2 separate regions of the Mus musculus genome follow, and region 2 is linked to region 1. The links are chromatin loops, found by intact Hi-C in ENCODE. Cell type or tissue: left cerebral cortex. All regions are shown on one strand. Links, peaks and the distances in the headings refer to the core of each region. The heading gives the core; the rest is flanking DNA.

What was found. Hi-C counts contacts between places; a loop is a spot of excess contacts. Peaks named below come from ENCODE experiments on the same cell type or tissue, not always from the same donor. Only the 100,000 strongest peaks of a DNase experiment are listed, where the experiment ranks them.
Region 2: a loop joins it to region 1, with 2.2 times the contacts of the local background. A loop is called at or near these places in 2 of 42 quality-filtered maps.

What each region holds. Positions count from the first base shown.
Region 1 is chr7:78,936,748-78,947,423 of GRCm38, forward strand. It overlaps Gm31213 (a long non-coding RNA gene), which reads right to left. Exons shown (of 5, transcript XR_882237.3): 3 at 9,551-9,680; 4 at 9,214-9,313; 5 at 2,199-2,968. Among named protein-coding and RNA genes, the nearest start is that of Gm31213, 12 kb to the right of the region's middle. In left cerebral cortex, for the core only: no CTCF peak of the experiment used is centred there; no DNase peak of the experiment used is centred there.
Region 2 is chr7:79,051,904-79,062,579 of GRCm38, forward strand. Acan (aggrecan) reads left to right here and starts at 1,323. Exons shown (of 18, transcript NM_001361500.1): 1 at 1,323-1,705. Gm26633 (predicted gene, 26633) reads right to left here and starts at 1,420. Exons shown (of 3, transcript NR_132432.1): 1 at 1,328-1,420. In left cerebral cortex, for the core only: a CTCF peak has its summit at 6,849 (motif pointing left); no DNase peak of the experiment used is centred there; H3K4me3 peaks cover 44 bases.

The sequences.
Region 1 (10,676 bases), core at 1,859-9,858:
GGCGATGTGCCCACCACACTGAGCCTAGTGCAAAAGCAATGGCTCCTTATACAGCCAGGGTAAAGCGGCTGCTCCACTTGGTTTGCTTAAGAAGTGGCAAATGGTGTATTTCACTTGAGCATACTTCGGGTTTGAGTGACAAACTGAGTCAGTGATGGAGAGAAGGCAGAGCCAAGGCAAATGATAGGAGATGATGAGACCTGGATCCCGTCAGCCTCTGCCATGGTCCAGACACAGAATGCTCTAGAAGTTTCTCCCTCCGCCTGACATATCAGAGTGAATCATGCTGCCTTTCTTTTCCTTTTTATTCTTATTTATTTTTTGAGACAAGTTCTCCTCTAGCTCAGGTTGTCCTTGAACTCACGGGTAGTAGAGGTGAGTCACCTCTACCCACTGAGTGCTGGGATTAAAGGTGTCTGCCACTGTGTCCAGTGCTGAGGAAGGAACCCAGAGCTTTGCACACTAGGCAAGCACTCCACTGACTGAGCTACACCCTCAGTCCAAATACTTTCCTTAAGGAGCTCCTGTGGAGAACAGCCCCAGACTGACAGCCGCTGTGCTACCGGTGGCCGCAGCTCCTTACTGGTGGGTCACAGGCTCCCAGCACAGCTTGCGCTTGGCCACTGTGGTCATCAGGCAGGCTGGCCGATGGCATGCGGCTGGCAGCTGTGTCAACCAGGAGCCAGAGGGGCAGATGACACGGAGAGTACAAAAGGAAGCAGCCTCCCTCCAGAGAGGTGCAGCGAGGTGGCGATGGCTCTAGGGATTGAAGGCCTAGATGCCGAGTGGGCAGGAAGCTCGGGGGACCTGTTCATCCCACACAAGTGGTTTGGAGGGCTTTGTCGCCTAAGGCACAGGTTAAAGACATTTCTGAAAACCTGATGCTGGTTGGAGATGGGGAGGGGCGGCCCAGCTTTTCATCCTGAGGAGAAAGTTTGGGTGGAGCTTCCCAGCCTTCCCTGCTCTGGTCAGAAATAGACCCTGAAAAGACTGGGGTGAACCAGGCTACCTGGAACAGAAGAGGGCCTGTGGGCTAGCATTAACACTGCTGCAAATGCCATTGTATCTCCCAGCAGCCCTGGGTACCATGTACTAATGGTCCCTATTTTTACAGCTGTAGAGAGAGTAACTTGACCAAGATCACATAGCTTGCTAGGATCTGAACCAGGGCAGTTGGCTTCAGATTCTTAACTCTTACTTGGTGCCAACCTTGTACTTTTATGCTAGAGACAAAGGGTAATGTCTCTCTCTCTTTCAATCCCTCCCTCTCCCTCTCTCTCCTTTCTCTCTTGCCTCTCTCTCACCCCCACCCCTCTCTCTCCACCAGACAGGCACCAGCTGTCTGGCTGACTAGAAGATTTACCACCTCTGTCATCTTATCTTCAGGATGTCGTTATAATCATCCCATTTGATAGATGATGAAACTGGGGCTCAGACCTATGTCATGCTATATTACCAAGATCACATGGCTCATGGCAGAGCCTGGAGTTTATTAATTTGTGTATATGATGTGTAATACTTTGTGTGTGTGTGTGTGTGTGTGTGTGTGTGTGTGTGTGTGTGTGTGTGTGTGCGTGTGTACATGTGTGTGCATGTGGAGGATAGAGGTAGAAATTGAGTGTCCTCAATTGCTCTCTACCTTATTTTTGGAGGCAAGGTCTTTCCCTAAGGCTGAAGTTCGCCAATCCTGCTAGATTCCTTGGAAGCCCCAGGGATCCCCCTGTCTCTGCCTCCTCAGTGGTAGGATTCCAGACACTTCCCACCATGCGTGGGTTTTGCTTTTTTAGTGTTTTCATTCACAAATCACATTTATTGTGCGTGTGTATGTGTGCACATGTGGGCGTGCAGGTCACGGTGTATGTGTAGGGGTCAGAGGACAACATGTGGAGTCTATAGTCACCTACCACGCAGACCCTGGGGATTGAACTCAGGTCAGCAGGCTTGGTGCCTTTGCCCAGTTAGGTCCCGGGGAGCCTCCCACAACCACCGTCTTTTTAATGTGGGTGCTGCAAATGGAATTCAGGTTCCTTTGCTTGCTTGTACAGAAGGAGGAACTTTATAGACTAAGCCAGTCCCACCCCCAACCCCACCCCAGCCCCCTAGAACCTTGCTTTTTAGGTAGTTCTGTACACTGTAAATGCTTGGCAGGTCAGAGGACCTTAGTGGACACTGAGTTCTCCCCTGCTGACTGAGGCCAGGGGTGTGTGTCTTGATCTGCCTGTAGGGCCCGGTTTAGGGGGTTTAGGGATTTTGCAGTCTGCCCCTCACCTCAGTTAGACACCTCCCAAAGTGTGAGGCAGCCAGAAAAAGCCAGAGACCTTCAGACAGGGGCCAACTGGAACCTGTATTACCCTTTCTTAGTCATCGCCTCTCTGTAGGGACTTCGGCCAACAGCCAGCAGTGCAGACAAGGGCGGCATGGACCTGCAGCCTGTGGCTGGCCCCCCGAGGGCGGGCAGCCAGATGCCCGCAGCTGCAGGAGAGAAGGACCCCTCTTCTCTTCACTCAAAGGTGGATTGACGAAGGCTGGCTCTGAGAATTTTTTTTTTTTTTCAAGAGGCACGTCGGGAGTGGTAGAATATGAACATCTGTGCCCTGGGTTCTGTTCTGGACTCGGCTCAGGCCACAGTCTGGAGCTGGCGTCTGCTGGAGACAGGCCTGCATCCTGCTGGCGGGTGGGTGGGGCTGCTTCTGGCCTGCTGGTTGAGGAAGGCAGCCGCTAGCCTCCACCCTCCGGAGCCCAGGAGGGCGGCGGGCATGGGAGGGCACACAGAGCTCGCAGGGTTGGGACACCAGGGTGCCTTCATGCACTGTGTATAGGAAAGGCTGGGGCAGGTCCTGGAGTCTCCGCAGGTACACTCCTCAGAGAAAGGCACCCCAGGCCACCTCTGCCTTTGGTGACAGGCCTTTGTGGCCATTAGTGGTGTTCTTCTCTACCCTTTATTCCAAATCCCAGCTGTTCGTCAAGGCTGCAAGACAATCCAAAAATTGTCTAGTCAACTGATTTTCCCCTGACCTTTTTTTTTTTTTCTAACTTAGCGTTGAATTTCCATTTGAAAAGGTAGTGTGCTATGCTGGGGATGTAGCTCAGTGGGCAGAGTGCTTCCCTAACGTGCACCACTAAGTCCTGGGTTTGAGCCCCAACACCGCACAAGCTAGGCACAGTGGTGTAAGTCAATAATTCCAGTACTCTGGAAGTTTAAGGTCATCCTCAGCCACCTATCCAGTTCAAAACCAGTCTAATAGAAAACAATGTATTTACATGGTTCACATTTTAAAATGCCATTAAATGGTATCAATCTATATCTAATCTATGTATCATCTATATCTATTTATCTCTACCATCTATATCCATATGCCAATATCATCTCTACCCAGCTTCATCTCCATCTGTCTCTCTGTCATCTATCTATGTATCTCACACTCAACCTGGATTTCACCTGCCCTTCTTTTTACCATCCCCTCCTACCTCAGCCCACAGTAAGATACATACTAGCGTCAGGAATACCCCTTCTTGGCCGGGTTTGTTTGGTGGCACACACCCTTTAACCTCAGTACTCAGAGGCAGAAGACAGATATTGTGAATTTGAGGCCAGCCTGGTCTACATAGAAAATTCTAGGCCAGCCAAGACTATATAATGAGACCCCGACTCTAAAAAACAAATCCTTATAGGGGTTTGATATGAAAATTGAGAATATGCTGATATGTTTGCTTTTATTACTTTATTTTACTATGTAATAAATTGTGGACAATATATTTGTTTATGTTCCCATTTTGTGTATAAACATTATTAGCACTAAGAAAGCATCTTGATTTCTCTTTTTTCCCCCTTCAGACATTGGGAAATTATTAAAGCACAAATAAAATGTTGGATATATATTGATCAGACAGTTATATTCTTTTAGAATCTTCATTTTCCCAACTGTATAATAGTCCCTTTGTGGCTGTAATACCATGTGCTTAACTAGACCTTAAAGAGGAACACCTAGGTTGTTTCAGTCTTCCTGTGTGAAGGCTTCATTCATGCTAGCTTGTTCTGGCTAGAAAAGACTTAAGTACCTAAGGATAACGCTCAGCTTGCAAAGTCAACCATCCATGCCAGGCCTCAGAAGAAATACACAAAAACCTTAGGGGCCCATAAGACACAGCTTGTAGGTCACAATTTCAGCCCTGTCTGATCATTTCATAGGTGGAAAGCTAAGGTCTTAGATTAGGGCCAAGGCTGGTTGGAGGTCACAGGGGCTGCAGAACAGATCTGGCTCTGCTCATCACCCCATCTGCAGTAATAGCAGAAAGCCCAGACCAAGGCTCCGAGGCCACTTGTCTAGAAGGACAGATAGGGTTACTATGGCCACAGGGATAGGGCATCTGGCCATCAACCACAGATCTAGCCACAAGCCTATCCGTGGAGCCAGCTGTACTCAGACTCGAGCTTCTCTGGACCAACCCATAGACATAGATAGGCACAGACCCAGCCATGGCACACAGCCATAGATACAACATGGATCTAGCTGTGGGCCCCATTCTGGATCTGGCCCTGGACATAGCTCAGTCACAGACTGATCCCCAGTTCCAGTTCTACCCATGGACCTAGACTTGAACCAAGCCATAAACATAGTCCAGCAGTAAGAGAGATAGTCAGGCAGAGGAGGCAGGCAAAAGGGAAGGGCAGCCAAGGTATATCTAGATGGTGAGGTCTCTCAGATTGGAACACAAGGAACTCTATCACCACCTATTCCCCTGTCATCCACAGAGATCTGATTCACTCAGCAGTAGTGTGACCTCCTTGGGGATAACACAGAAGATTTGGTCCACCTGGGGTGGGTATGACATAGCTGTGGCCGGAGGATGCTAGTCAGGAGGGTGTGCCAGTGGAAACACCGATGGTCCAGGAAGTGGGAAAACTTTGGTGCATTATTGGATAAACACACGGTGGCTCTAGACAAGCCATCCTCGGCCTCATGATCTTGCTTTACTTCCTGTATGACAAGAGGGTTGGGATAAATGGGGATTTAGTGAAAGGACTAGACCTTGGCTTTGGAGTTAGGACAAACGACCCTTAATTGCCACTATGCAGGGAGAGTGTGGAGCAGCTGTCGTCAGGAATCACGTCATAGGCTTGGACAATGAGTGCTTTACAGGCGCCCCAACGGAGCCTATTTCTCAGCATTCTTGTGCTAAAGCAGAGGGGAAGGTCTGAGATGGAATTTCTCACCAGCCTTCAAAGTCAGGGAAGCAGGCACCCTGGGTTGCTTCAGTGTGGTTTAGGAAAATATAGACATAGGGTCTTTGTGAAATAAATGCATACCAACACCATGAGATGTGTCTGGGATGGAGCCATTACCTGGGAGCCTCCTGACCTGAGCCTGGTGGCTCCTGGGGGCACATGAGGAATGAATGTGTGCCTCTTGTGGGTCTCTCCTTGACTCCCTGATGAGCTGGCTCCTATAGCCTAGCTGGCAAAGGCTCTGTTGTCTTGTGGCTGGGAATCAGACAGAAAAATGGTTTATAATCTCCTAACTATTGGTGACCATAAAGGACCCAGCCTCATGCCGCACAGGCAGAGAAATGCGCGGTCTTAAAGAAAGTTCACAGGCACTGACAACTCTCCTTCAGGAGCCAAGAGTATTCTGGGAAGGATCCAACTACTTCGTTCTCAAGGCTAGGCTATGGCCCTAGAGGAAAACGCACTCGTGCTCAGGACCTGGGGAGAATGTCGGTATGGGTGAAGATTGGTGTATGTCAGTGTGTTTAGGCCCAAACACCTGCTTGGAAGCTTCTGAGCTCTAGGTGGCTCTAGAGTAATCTGGACCCCATGGTTTGGTATTGATGACCCAGAACCCTGTGATGAAATACCCAATCCGGTTACTCACCCCACCTAGCACCCTTAGTTTCTCATGGGCTGGTCTTATCCCACATCTCAATCTGGGTGTGGTCTGGCCTCGGATCATGAACAAAAGTTGGCTTCTTTATGTTACATGGTTATCCTGGGGACCCAGTATAGCTCAGTCCTTATCTATAACTACAAACCTTTAAGGCTGTGAAAATTAAAAGATATGGGCTGGAGACATGGCTCAGTGGTTAAGGGCACTGACTGCTCTTCCAGAGGTTTTGAGTTCAATTCCCAGCAACCACATGGTGGCTCACACCATCTGTAGTGGGATCTGATGCCCTCTTCTGGTGTGTCTGAAGAACAGCTGCAGTGTACTCACATAAATAAAATAAATAAATAAAATATCTAAAAAAATGAAAGATATAAAGAGTTAATTGACCAACACTTGACCTATAAACTATTTTTAAAAATATAGTAAATATACATTTTTACCTCAAGAAGTTCACCTTAGTTTCCTAGGCTGGCATTAACAAATTACCACAAAGTCAGTGACTTAGAAACCTCAGAAACTTCTGGATGCAGTGAACTGCCTTATGCCAGTACTGGGAAAGCGGAAGCAAGAGGACCACATGCTACGGTAATGTGATGCTCTTAAGAAAGTATGAGGGGCTGGGAGGGTCCTTCAGTGAACCGCTTCCAAAGCAAGTATACAAACCTGAGCTCAAGCTCCAGAACCTACGTAAAGAAGCTGAGCACAGTGATGCATGCTTGCAGTCTCAGCACGGAGAAGGCAGAGACAGGAGAACGCTTGAGGTTCACTCACCAACCAGCCTAGCTCACCACTGAGAAGTCCAGTCTCAGAAAACAAGGTGGGTGGCACCTGGCATACATTTGTCATACATCACATCACATGTGAATGTGTATCTACGTACACATGTGCATATCAGCACACATGTACAGAGAGAGAGAGAGAGAGAGAAGGGAGGGAGAGAGGGTATGGGGTAGGCTGTGCTGTCTCTAGAGCCTGCAACTCCTCCTTTAGAGTTTCTGGGGACTTTTCGTTTGTTTGTTTTTGTTTTTGTTTTTATTTTTGTTTTGGTTTTGTTTGTGTGTGCAGCCAAAGCATTGCCATCTCTGCTTTCATCCCCCCAACATCCTTCTGTCTGTCTGCAAAGACCATAGTTCCCCAATTAGGGTCACATCCTGAGTTCCTAGTGGCCAGGAGCTCAGGGAGTTATTATCCAGCCCCTGCAGTTCTCTTTCTAACCCACCATCCTTCCCTTCATGATGCCTATTCTAACATGTTCAGCAGCGTTCTGAGTATTTGCTCATAGTTCTTGCAAACCAGTGCCCTTCTGGTTGATGTCCTAGCAGTCCTGTCGGGCCTGTGGTCCTGTCGGTCCTGTTGGTCCTAGTGGTGCTGTCAGTCCTGTCATCGGTCCTGTCATTGGTCTTATTGGTCCTGTCAGTCCTGTCTGTCCTGTCCCCTGTCGGTCCTGTCTGTCCTGTCCATCCTGTCTGTCCTGTCCGTCCTGTCTCTCTCCACTCACAGTGGATTGTTTCCTGTGGGTTTGTCAGTCCTGTAAACCCAGCTCTGGTTGGCTGGACTCCTTTGTCTTGTGGAAATTCCTTGTCGCCTGGGTTTGGGAGCATCTGGTCAGAATACATTTGCACGAGCCCCTCTATGGGCCCTGCAGGGCGTGACACTAATTTAGGTAACTCATGTGGTTAATTCCTCAGGCAAGGATTTGGAGATCTTAGAGGCCATGAATACTTTGATCAAACCCCATGTGAAGGACAAGCTTGGAACTTTCTTTCTCTTTGGGGGTCTCTTTTTAGTGTGGCAATGTTGAGCAAGACAGTACATCGTATGTAGCCTAAGGTGGATGGGAGCTCATTGCATAGCTCACAATAGCCCCAAACTCATGGCGATTCTCCTGCCTCAGCCTTCTGAATGTTGGGATTACAAATGTGTGACACTTCTTGGATTCTGTTATCCAAATCTCACACGGGGTGAGACAGACTGAAGCCCTGCTCTTTCTTCTTGTCACTAGCTGTGTCCTCTGGCCTTGTGTGTCCTGGCTTTATTTAGGTGTCTTGGTGGCAGCCTATTAGCTTGTATCCTCCTAAGCTTTACTACCTAGCCCAGGTAAACATAAAGACTTTGGGCTGCAAGATGCTAGCCTCATTTCTACCTTGCCATGCATCGTCCATCAGCATCCCTCTCACTTATGATCCGTAAGCTCCCTGAGCAAATCGCTTTACCTGAACACTACCGAACCTTTGCCTCACTAACACTAACTTCTCCTCTAAGACGTGACTCCCCCATCACCTCTTCTGGGAAGCCCTCCCAGACTTCGCAGTTCTATCTCACAGGGCTTCTGAGTCTTTCCCTGCCACAAAGCAGTGTGGCCTGGGCAGGATCTCACAAGTTCCATAGATTTTACATAGCACCCTGAGCCAGGTAGGCAATGATGAGGGCACGTCAGGGGCAGCAGATAGGACATAGCTTGAGAGCCTGGATGCTGGGCAGGAAGGCACACATGAGCTATTAAGGACCATGCTTTTTTGAAGCTGTCTAAGGAACAGCTCCACTGAGTGGCTAGTGGGCTATTGGAAGAAAAATGCAGTGGATACCAGAAAAGCCAGGTCACTGGTTTGGGGGGGCTTGTTTCACAAGCCAGGGGTGTGCCTTATTGAATGGCAGCTTGAGGACAGGAAATGAATATTTATAGAATGTTTAGGAATCAAGTCTTAGTAATAAGGGAAATTCAAGAACTCCGGGTCTTTGGAACACCTTAGTACAGAAATAGCTTTCTCTGTCTCTCTGGGCTCCTTAGCCATCCTCTGAATCCTCTAAGACCCTGGTAATTGCTTCTTGTCTACTCACACCCACCTCCCCTATACCCTGAGAGCTCAACAGTGAATACTTTGGGAAAGAAGTGGCAGAGAAGGAGACCTGGGCCTGAGCCCAAGTTCAGAGCAGTGAACTTGGTTCCCGTCATCTGCCATCTCCTCCATAAACTTCTCAAATAGCTGTCATCATTCCTTAGTCCCCCCTCCAGCCTGTCCCATCACCTGTGCCTGGGTATGTGCTTCAACATGGGTTGGATTTTTTTTTTAATTTAATATAAAATTCTGTGGCAGGAGAGCCAACTCCAATGAATGACCACACAGTCAAAAGTGACAAGGACCCTTTTCACAGTCCTGCTGCATGGAGCTGGCCAGGCGGCTGAAGGGCGCCCTTGGTGAATCAGCTTATGTTAGAGGGTCAGTCATTCTAAGCCTTTCTCTGCCCTGGGAGTCTGAACACAGACAGCTACAGTCAGATGATCTGGGTAGGGGTGTCTCTGCTGTCCCGAGGGAAAATATATTCTTACCTGTGATTCCTGGGTTGAGTTGTTCATTTAACCAGATGGCCCGTGTCTGGTCTCGGGTGCTGCTCTAGCCCAGGAATCCAGCGACGGCAGAGGCTGGGTGCTAGGAGATAAGATGAGATACCTATAAGATATGTTACCTATAACAGTGGAGCAGGGGGAAGTTAATACAAAAAAGACACAGAAAGCAGGTCGGGGCCATGGAATGGAGAACGATTGGTCAATCTCCTCCCTGGAGGTGCCTTTTCATCTGAGAGTTGCAGTGGAGAAGGAAGTAACAAGGATCCTAGTTGAAAGAACGACCTATGTAAAGGCCTTAGGGAGGGAACAAAGTGCTTACCAGAATGTGAGTCGCAAGGTTACTGGAAGTGGGGGATGAACAGTCTCCCAGGAAGCTCGAACACTTGAGATGGGATGTCACAGATAGCTCATGAACCAGCACTCATGTCTGTGTGGCTCACTGGCGAAACCTAATCATGAAGGCAAGACTGAGGTCTGAGCTTAATCTACCATTGTGCCAAACAGCCATGCGCTGTGTCAAGCACTGGGGAACAAGCGATGTTCTGTCCTGCACTTGAGGAGGACTTAGGGTCCAGATGTGCAGTCCAGAGGACAATCGAGAGGAAGATGGATGGGGCAGAAACAACTTCCCAAGAGAATCTTCAGCAGGATCGAGATGGAGGTGATATGTCTTTTGTGGCACCTGAGGCAGCTGGAGCAGGGAGGCTGTGAGCTGAGGGCAGAGAGCTGCCTGGAAAGGAGATGCGTTACAGTGGAAGGTACTGCTGGAGCCTTCCCATGCAACACTGCTCCTCACAGAAGACAGTCTGAGTCAGCAGTCCCCAAAAGTGCTCCAGGGAGCACCCTTCACTCAAGATGCTTCTGGAAGAAAGGCTTCTCTGACCTCGTTGGTTATGAAAACACTCCCTCCTATGTTCCCCTTCGGATAGTTTTATAATATATGTGATATACTTAAGATTTTAAGGAGCCTGAGAGTGCAGCTAATGGTAGAGCCTTGTCAAGCATGCATAAGGCCCTAGATTTGATCGACAATGACCCCCCCCCCATAAAAGTCCCATGAACTCTTGTGATAAACCTGGCCTATTGCCTACCCTCACTCCCTTTATTGAAAATAGATTTTAGGTGGGCAGTGGTAGAACAAGTCTTTAATCCCAGCACTTGGGAGGCAGAGGCAGGAGGTTCTCTGAGTTCAAAGCCAGCCTGGTCTACAGTTAGAGTTCCAGGACAGCCAAGGCTACATAGAAACCCTGTCTTGAAAAAAGAAAAAAGAAAATGAAAATATTTTTCACATAATATATCCTGATTATGGTTTTCCCTCCCTCTATTTCTCCCAATTCCCCTCTACCTCCCCTCCCGTGAGGATCCACCCCTGTTCTGTCTGTCAGAAAATAAATAGGCTTTTAAGGGATAATAGTAAAACAAAATATAATAAGATGAAACAAAAA
Region 2 (10,676 bases), core at 1,856-9,855, 120 kb after region 1:
AATATACAGGTGGGAAAGAAGGCAGGCCACCCAACAGAACACCTGAGCCACAGCCCACCCTGGGCTTCACCCCCTGTACAAGAAAGAAACAGTCAAAGAATGCTCTGGGCCAGGGCCAGTCCCAAAGACCACTAGCCAGTGAGGTATGCACACAATTCCAGCATAGTCAACCTGGGGAAACTGAGGCACATCACTTCTGACCTCTCATCAAGAAAAAACTTGGTCGGTTCTCTCTGTAGTCTGCAAAGAACCCACTTCTTGCCCAGTGAGAGATTCGGGAGATTTCCACTGCACTGCCTGAGGCCACTGTGCTTTAATGAGAAGAACACCCGCTTCCTCTCAAGGCCAGCAGCGGTCTGAATCCCCAGCCCCCAAACACACTGCAGCTTGCCCAGCTAGCTGCTCCTGTGAGGGGTGACCTTGACTTGAAGTTAGCCCCAACTTGCTGGACAACTCCACCACTTTCTGAGCCCCATGGTATATGTGAGCATTGTTGGGAGGTGAGAGGTAGTGTTGTAATATTTAACTTATTGGACTCGTTAGAGAAATTAAAATCACTGTATGCTGCAACTAGCTTATAGAAGGGATCCAAAGACTCTTAGATTTTTCTTTTTCCGGGAAACAAATTTATTAAAGAGTGTTGTAGAGGCCAGGCCGTAGCGAATTCCTGCTTGAGATGTCCTTGGTCTATGTTGCGTTTTGAAGACACCCCTCCCCGCGCCCTCAGCCTTGTGCCTTGTGCCTCTGTAGCTGCCTCATCTCCTCTCTCCGCCCTTGCGTCTCGGGGTACCCCACCCCCAAAACTTTCCAACAGTGTTCTATGAAGATTCTTTCAAATCGCATTCCCAGAGTAGGGGGTCGTCCTGTGCGATGGCATCTTTCTGGGTATCAGCTGCAAATCGCATCCCGATACCAGGGAAACACCCCGACCCCAACCCCAGCACCGGACTGCTACCCTGACAGCAGGAGCCGGGTGCCTTCGGCACTCTGCGGGCGCAGCCCTCCGGGGCCGCCTGGACTGCGGAGCTGCCGACCGCAATGCAGACGCGGGCCCTCCAGTGCTGCCCGCACAGCTTTCCTCCGCGGCCCCAGGAGCTGCGGGGTCCGCGCTCCTCTCGTGCCCTGCGCGCCCGGAGCCTTCCCCAGCTGAGCGCGGTCCCCAGCCCGGGTCCTGCGCGCTCCGGACGTTTCTGCCTTCCCCTCCCCCCGCAGATTGGCCCCGGGGGTGGGGTTTCCCTGTGCGCTCGCCCCCACCCCTCGTGTGTGCCCTCCCCTCCCCCGCCCGCCCCTATGTATGTGTCACCGCGCACCATTCCCGCCCACCTACCTCCCCGCGGTGCCAGAGGGGCTCACAGAGCTGAGGACGCGTGCGGAACGGCTCAAGGTCCCTCACTCTCTCTCCGCATCCTCGCCGGCTAGCATCTGACGCAGGTGCCGAGGGAGTTCGGGCACCTTTCTGTGTCCCTTCCCTTCATCGACCCTGCTCCGAAACCTAGTCAGCCAGCCACCACTGCGGCCACCGCCCGAGGGGACTTGCGGAGAAGACGCCGGCGGGAGAAGGGGTTCGCAGGGCCCCCCCCCCCCCGCGCAGAGCATCCCTGCTGCAGCGCAGCAAGACCCGGGGCTGGCAGCCCCCAGGAATCCCTAGCTGCTTCGCAGGGATAAAGGACTGAAGTTCTTGGAGGAGCGAGTCCAACTCTTCAAGGTAAAGAAAAGGCTCCTTCTCTCCAGGGGAGCTCTGTCCCAGGGCATCTGGGAATGCTGCTGAGGACAGGCGCCTAGGTGCTGGGGGTGGCGTGCCTTGGTGCCCACATTGGGTATGTGTGTTGAGACTCTCACGACCTCCGCTGCATGCACACGGAAGTTGAGCAAACTCAACTGCTGCCCGGACTCAAAGTGAATGGGAACACGTGGAGGGGCTCCAGCTCTGAGTACACAGAATTAAGAAAGACCAGAGATTTTTCAAGTTTAAGGTATGGGGGCGCTAAACTGAAGTGTAGAGCGAGTAGCAGTTTTAAAGCCAAGGAAATGTGGGTTCAAATCCCACTCCCCCCCCCAACGCGCCCCCCCCCCCTGTCCTCTGGGTGCCCCATAAGGCTTTCATCTTCTCTTGGGAAGGCCAATTGACCAGAGAATCAACAAAGTTACATGAACAGCTGATCAGATAGGCGGCAGATACCTGAGAAAGGATGAGAAAACTCGTGGGTCCCATTGGGTTTATGGCAGGGATCTCAGGATACTCAAAGCGGTAGGAAAGAGGAGGAAAGATATCAGCTGAGTCTGGGACAGGGCTACTGCTCCCAGGGGAGATCGGGCGTTTGTCGAGGTGGAAAGAAGACATGGGGATGCAGGACGGTCCCGAAGTTTTTCCATTTCTGCGCTTTTCTGCAACCCTTCCAATACCAGGGCTGGGTGGGAGGGTGACAGCGTGTCAGTAAGCTGTGGGTGTGGAGGGCTGTCTGCTTCAGGAAGAAGAATCCCGCCCAAATTATTCGGACTTGCTGCTGCCCGCAATCCGGAGCTAGGCTCTGGAGCGGGCATTCACTAGTCTCACTATAGAGCATCTCAGGTCCCAGAGGTTTGGTGGGCATGTTAATTCCAGTTCTGTGGGGTGGGGAGTGTCAGTGGGAGGCAACGGGAAGATCTTCTGTGAGGTAGCTTGCCTTGGTGCTTCTGCCTCTGGGTGTTGCAGTGGGCTGGTGTCTAGACCCTGAAAAGCACCTATGGCATCTCCCCTAGGGAAGGGAATCTACAACAATGCAATGACTTTTTACAGGTCATTGATTTAGGGACAGAGTCAGAATTAGGGTCTAGATTTTTGAGGCTGAAGTCAGCTCCTCTGCCGATTTAAGGGAAGAGAAGTCACCGCCTTAATCCTCTCTCTTCCTTGCCTCTGGTTACCATGACAAGGAGTCGTCTAGTTGCCTATTTGTCCTGGCAAGGCTAGTTGGGGGTGGGGGGCGCTCTCAGTCACCAAGCCTAAGGAGATTCTACTCACCTAAAGAAAACATTACAGAATAAGCAACCCCTCCTGCCCCATTTAAAACATCTTAGATGAGGGAATTATCAAAGAGGAGGAAAAATCTGTCTTAGAAATGCTGGAATTCCTGAAGTCCTGTTGAATTTAAATATAACTATGAGGTGTTTCTAGAGCCAAGACTGGTTTGTTCATTCGTTGTGTGCTTTCTCCAGAGTACTACTCAGAGGAGGCCAGACTCTGGGCTCCGTGGTGCCTCAACAGCCACCCAGTAAATTGCTGAGAAGACCCCAGCAAAGGGCCAGTACTCACCCACCACCCCACAAGTACTTGGGGAATGTTTTCTATTCTTCATTTTAGTATAAAGTAATTGGACTTTTCCCACATTTTTCCATGAAGAGCATACGTACTCATGTTCACAATGGGACTCCTGTCTTATGTTTGAAAGCTCTCATTACCCCTGGACACTCGGGGTACCCTGAATGCCCCCCTTGCGTCCCAGCATTACTCCACCCTAGCATGTAAAGGGGACTCATGTCCCTCCCAAACAGCAAAAGGGGCCCCAAGAAGTAACTCACCTCCTGAGATGGTGAGGAGGCAGGTTAGTGTCGGAACCCAGCCACTGAATGCTACATGAGTTGCTGAGGTCCTGAGCCGCCTTGGGGCTCAGCTTCATGTCTCTAAAAAGGATAAGGGGGACCTGCAGGGGAAGGTTTCTTCAAAGATTAAGGGACACGCTGTGGGTGCCTTTTCAAACCCTTTACAGACTTTACTTAGTTCTTCTCCTTTACTGGGTTGCAAATTATAAATTCTTGGTAGTGCCAGTTTTGACCATTCTTAGAGACTGTGTGTCTCAGAGTCTTGGTGTGGATTTTTTTAATGATACCTTTTAGAACTGGATCCTTCCCAGGCCCTGCTGGTTGGGCATCAGGGGCGCCTTGGCTGAACCTAGGGAAGCCCACAGACTTTGGCTTGGAGTGCCATTGTGAGTCCGTGGCTGACTCTAAGATTTATCCAACCTAATGCCGTGACAGCGGAGGCTTTAATGAAATAGTAGATAACATTATAGAGCCTCCCATGTAGTAAGGACAAGTATTATTTTTGGAAACTTTTGTTTCTGTTATGCATTTTGCAGTGCTCTATGGGGGTATGTATAGTCATAACTATATATGCAAATAGACATACATTTTATATTTGCATTTATAATTGCAAGTTGTAGTCCATAAAAACTTGGAAGATATCAGTTGCAACCCACTGTGATGGCACACTATAAGCTTATCATTTGGAAATCTAAAGCCAGCCTGGGGTACATAGTATGTTAAGGGCAAGCATGAGCTACATTGTGAGAGCCTTTGTCAAAAGCCAAGGGCTACAAATATAACTCAAAACCAGAAAGGAAATAAAAGACCTTGTGACTCCAGGTGGCAAGCACTGGATTGTCCTTGCTGCAACTGTACCAACACCTGGCCAGAATGGAGGCAGTAGAAATAGAACCTGGGGGGCGGGAGGGGGGTAGGAAGAGAACAAGTTCAAATAAAGAGAAGACTCAGTGTCAGAAAGGAACCCAAGGCTGGAAGACAGCCCTGTATACAGGTACGTGCTGTCTTGAGAAGTGGGGTACAGTGTAGACACCCATCTTAGATACAGGGATTTTTCTTTCCTGCTGTCAGGGAGTCACAGAATTGGACTCCTGTGTCCCAGGAATATAAGAGCACAATTGATGTAGAGGTTCCTTTAAGGATGACGCCCTCCTTCCTGGAGACTAACTGCCTGTTAGAAAGGTCTGGAGAAAGGTGGGGGCAAGCTGGAGAGAGAGCGCAGGCAAGAAGAGAATCGGACCAGAGAGGAAATTTGTAGGGAAACTGGTAAAACGGTTTCTTTTTTCAAAAAGTTGAATCCAGGGCAAGAACGGAAATGGTTGAGTTTACTTTGAAAAACTCAGAGCCTCCTTGTATGCAGCTGTGTGTGTGAGTGTGTGTGTGTGTGTGTGTGTGTGTGTGTGTGTGTGTGTGTGTGTGTGTGTGTTGGAGGTTGGGCCCTGTGGGCTGGCTAGAGTGTGTGAAGGCAGCTCTGCTCCCTCAATGGCCTTACAGTGTATCCTAAAGAAGCTTTTTGTTAAACTCCTGAATAGGTGGATTGGGGGGTGTGAGGCTGGACATCACGAAATAGCTATTTGCTTACTTTTGAGGTTCCTTGTTTTTCCTCTTAAGATATCTACCCAGAAAAGGAGTCATGTCTGGGGGGTCCTCTAGAGAGAGAGGGGCCAGCCTGTCTCTGTAATTGATTCGACTTTAGAAGCAAGAAGAGGAAAGAGGCAAAGCTAGACAGTTCTGCAGTGCCTAGTGAAAACCCATCTTCAGCCTTCTGGTCTCTCTGGCTATCCACAGACCATGAATGCCCAGGGTCTTCAAGGCCTATAACCATCCTCTTTTAAGAGATTGCCAAGAGGACTTAGGAAGCAGAAGTACTGAACCTGAGTCACCCCAGCCCAAACTTGTGAGGATCTGTATAGGAACACAGAGCATCAGGATTTTATCTAGAACATTCCACAGCCACAGACACTATTCATGCATTTACCGGTACTTGCTACATACTGGGCTCTGTATGTAGCTGATCCTGCACTCTCTACCTCCTGTCTAATGGGAGCTGGAGCTGTTATCAACTTGACCTTGGATCCTGATTTCTATAAAAGAGTTGTTCTCAACTGGAAACTATATTCCCCCTACCTGAACATGCCTAAAAACATTTTCTGTTGTCACTATTTGGAAAACTACCTGCATGCTGTGGAGAAAGGCCAGCAAAATTGCCAAACACTTTGAATGTACAAAATGATACCTCCCCAAAACGCGCGCGCGTGCGCGCGCGCGCACACACACACACATGCAGCATAGAATCCAAAATGTCATTAGTGCCAAACCTGAGAGAGGGAAAAAAAATGGCTTCATTCAGTCCCAGGGTCAAGGGTCAAGCTATAAACCAATGGACAGAGTCAACCAGAAGCAAGAGGCAGGGTCTGGGTAGCAGCCAAGAGCAGGCCACAAATGGGGAGTGAGGAGAAGGTAGGGTCTCAATGGCCCATTTGAAAATTGAAATCTTGTCTGTGTACCTGCAGAAATGTGCTTACCCCTGTGGGCCTGTTTCTGCACCTATGAAATGGACTTGTGGGTCCAAGATAAAGCAAATAAAGATGTTGGCACAAGGTAGACCTGCAGTAAAATCTTAGGTGTTGTTATCTTTGAGGCTTTTCAAGGTCCTGCTGTGGAAAGGTGAGACATCAGCAGGTGAGAACATGTGATCTCCAAGCCAAAGGAGGTTTCTGTTTGGGACTGGTTGCCATAGCTGGGGAAGGGGAGGGTGGGGGTGTCACTCAGTACCTCTCTCACACACAGCTCTCAGAAGAGAGTGAGGAGGTCACTATACCTTGAAAAGAAGCCAGAGGTGTCCAGGATTGGCAGTAGAAGCATTCCCAGACTTGGAGTCACCAGAGACAAGCTCTGTGTGACAGAAGTAGCTTCACCTCTCTGGGCTTTGTCTTACCTATCTGTGAAATGGAGACCCCGAAAGAAGCCACTGTCTATGAAATCCCTTATGGAGTTACCTGGGAGCCAAGGCAGGGATTTTATGTCTGTGTCTAATTCCGTTCGAGGCACATAAGATAGGCTAGTTGACTGAATGAATTGAGAGGGTGAATGAATGAATGAATGAGTAGATGAGCAAACAGACTACTACACTTTAAAATTCTTTCTTAAGAGAAGACTCCCCCTACCCCACCCCCAACCCCACCCCTACCTCTACCCCCACAAAATGGCAGCTACTGTTAGCCCATAAATTCTCTCTACTTCTCTGGGAGACAGCGCCCTCTAGAGCTCAGCGAAGAAACAGAAGTTGGATCCCTGTGGGAAGTGAGCTGGTCAGAGAGTGGGGCACCAGAGCTGAGGCCAGCCCAGCTCCAGAAAAGAAAACTGAACAGGAACCAGGAACTCCTATCCAAGCCCCTACTTTGAGGAATAAAGTTACACTAAATTAAAGCCTAACTGAAAGCTACTAGCCAAAGGGATGGATTTTCATAGCTCACCTGAACCTGCATTTTATAGGATCATAAGACATTAAAGCAGACAGCTTTTAGTATTGACCTTCTCTCCTTAAGTAAGCTGTCAGAAGGGTAGGAGGGGGCACTTGAAGGAAGGGGAGCTTCTCTCAGCCCCGCCTCAGCTTAAACAGTCTTCTGGGTCCTCTAGGGCCGTTCCCCAAGCCACCTGAAAGGCAGTGTGGCGTAGGGGTGGGGGGCATCATAGAAGCACTGTGTCATCCAATCAGAACTCAGCCATAGCTGGGTGTGGTGTCACAGGTCTATAGTCCCAGCTCTAATCCCAAGAGGATCTTGAGTTTGAAGTCACCCTAGACTAGATAGCAAGATCTTACCTTTTTAAAAAATTGATATAGAATATTTGCCTGGCATTGACATCCTGGGTTCCACTGAGTGTGCAGTGCACACCTGCAATCTAAACACTCCGAAGGTAAGAGCAGGAGAAGCAGGAGCTAAAGGTCTTGCTCAGCTACATAGCAAATCTGAGAACATCTTGGGCGACATGAGTCCCTGTCTCAGATAATCAAGGTGTAGGGAAAAGAACCTAACAGACAGTCCCAGGTCCCCCATCATCCATCATCCACCCTTGGGTCACCGTCTGGCTCTGTCCTCCATATCCTACTCATCTCCAGGGCCACACTTAGGAATACTTCTCTCTTCTTTTAGGAGAGAAATATCCAAGCAGAGCATCCCAGGCTCTAAAGAGCATGTCTTCCTGGTCCCAGCCACCACCCCAGCCCTGAGGAAGATGGTTTTCCTAGAGCCTGAACTCTTGGCCTCACATTCTTCATCCCGTCACCCCCACCTCCTTCTTGATCTCCCAAGCCAGGGCTGTCTTACTTCCCAGCCTCCCTGCCTCTACCTCTATATGTCGATGGCTGAGGGGAACAGCTAGACTTTGGAATGACTGTAAAACTTGCAGGATGTTGTCCAACTTGACCAGACACTGAAAGAGAACTGTTATAGAGAGGAGGGTAATCTTCAGGTTGGAAATTAGAGCCATCTAAGGAGCTGGTGAACACTGTATATGGCAAGCCAGCCTCCTCTGTGGGATGAGCGATGGGGACAGGAATCTGATTTTTCTAGTGATTCTCCTAGCCTGAGTCTCTCCTTGAGAGGTTAGTGGCTGATGCTGTAGCTGTGCTCTGCAAGGGCAGGGGGAGTCGAGAACTGTTCCACCTGCCCCCCACCCTTATGCCTGAGACAGGGCCTTGCTTCCAGAACACAGCTGATCTTGACCTTGGATTAAATGAGTACTTTTGTCCCTAGGTGCAAGACAAAGATTCACACACACACACACACACACACACACCAAATTTAAAAAAAAAAACCCAGCTTCTAAAAAACATACCTTCAAGGACAATAGACAGAGTGTTTAAAAGGGTGTCATCTCTTAGGGAGACTGAGGAGTTAAGCAAGTTCCTTTTCAGGGGACTGGAATCTCCTTCAAGTCTCTCAAGCCGAATGTAGCAGCAGGCTAGAAGCTCTTTCTGCCTACAGCAGGCTGAGAGACTCAGTCTAAAGAGCTGCTGATCCAGCAGATCTGTGGAAGGAAAGGCTGCTGCACTGGAGCCCAGGGGCAGACCAAGGAAGAGGCTGGCCCAGCAGGATGCCTAAAAATCCTGTCTCCTGCAGCTAAGAGTATAGCTCAGTAGGCAGAGTGCTTGTCTAACGTGCACGAAGCCCTGGATTTGATAGTGCGTGCTTAGAATCCCAGCCAATCAGAGGCAGGAGACCAGAACTTCAAGGTTGCCCTTGATCACGTAATGAGGTCAGTCAGGGCTATGTAAGACCCTTTCTCAAAAATGGAAACAAATAAAAATTCTCAGCCTTCTCCCATCACTGGCTAGAAGCCCTTTACTCCCTCCCGTGGGCTGGGTCCCGCCTCATTTTCACATCAGCCACCTTCTGTTTAAAGGTCTTCGTAACTATACAGAACTTTGGCTCTTTTGCTGCTGCCGTTGCTCACTGGACCCAAGGGAGATTGTTTGTCGTTCCTGTGGGAGCCTCAGGCCAGTCCTGCTATGGGATTGAACTCCCTCCAAGCCTCCTAACTGAGGCAGAACCCTGTGTGCTCCATCTCCCTCTTAGGTGTTACCAGAGGCCATGTGTCTGTGAATAGCACCCCGGGGAGGTGAGCAGTGTCTCTGGAGTCCAGTAAGGAGCTGTCCTGTCAGCACTGGCCTCTATCACCCCATGCATAACACCACCCTCATCAGGCCCACAGCCTGGAGCTGCCATGGTATCTCTCAAGGCATTCGTATCCTCCCCAGTAGCCTCACCCTGGGATGCTCACTTGGTTCCTCCAAAACAACCCACATTGACTTCTGTATCGAGTTTTGATATCTTAGCAGAGAGAGTCCTCTATGCCTGTAGGACCTGGCTGCTTTTTTTTGTGGGTTTCACCTCCATTCCTGGAGGATGAGGGTGTCGACTCAAAGTGGGAATATGAGGATGGGGAGGGCTATTACCAAGGAACAGCTTGGCACTGGGTTATGGCCTAAGATTGGTGGACCTTCCCTGAGCTCACTGTTCTCCTCTTGGGAGTTCCACCTACTATCTCAGTTTCTTAGGGGCTCCTGGTCTACCAGAAGCCAAACTAGGAAGATATTCCTCTGACATCTAGCAATGTGTAATGATTGAGAAAGGATAACTGATTCACTAAAAATCCTATGTGGAATGGTCTACCTTTAGAATTATGCAGCAATCAAATGGCACGGCCATCTATACCGCCCCTTCTCAAAGCACTGCATTGCAGAAGCTCCCAAAAGACCCGAGAGTGGCCCTGACATGCATTCTGTCTTAGAGTTCTATTGCTGTGAAGAGACACCATGGCCAAGGCAACTCTTATGAAGGAAAACATTTAAATTGAGGGTGGCTTATAGTTTCAGAGGTTCAGTCCATTATCATCATGGCAGGAAGCATGGCAGTGTACAGGCAGACATGGCGCTGGAGGAGCTGAGAGTTCTACATCTTGATCCAAAGGTAGCCAGGAGGAGGCTCTCTTCCTCACTGGGTGGAGCTTGAGCACTAGGAGACCTCAAAGCCAGCCCACACAGTGATACACTTCCTCCAACAAGGCCACACCTCCTAAGAGTGCCACATGCTATGGGCCAAGCATATTCAAACCACCATGAATGGGATCAGACCAAATCTTCTTCTGCAGTCCATGGGCCGTAGGGAGCTGATGTAGAGACATGCCTCCTAGGTTGAGTTTCCCCAAGGCTCAGTTCCTCTCCACCCCCACCCCCGTGCTCCCACCTCTGTCTTCAGGGCTTTGACCTTTCTGTTATGCAGCCGACACGCCCTGCCCACTTGGTTATTCAGGTACACAGGTTGCTTTCCTTTTGTCCACCCCGTTGAAAGAACACAAATATTCCTGTTCACGTACCCTGGCTGCTTTTTTGATGTGGCTTTTGTAGTTGATCACTCTCAGCAAGTTTCTCTGATGACTTTGTCCCCATCCATACCCCTGACATATGAGGTACAAATGGCCGCAACCCAGTGCTCTTTAAACTGTGCTCCAGGGAATCTGCGGTGGGGGAGGCCTATGATAGCCCCACATGAGTCACAGAGGTGCATGGAGAAGGATTGAGTCAATAATTTGGCAGA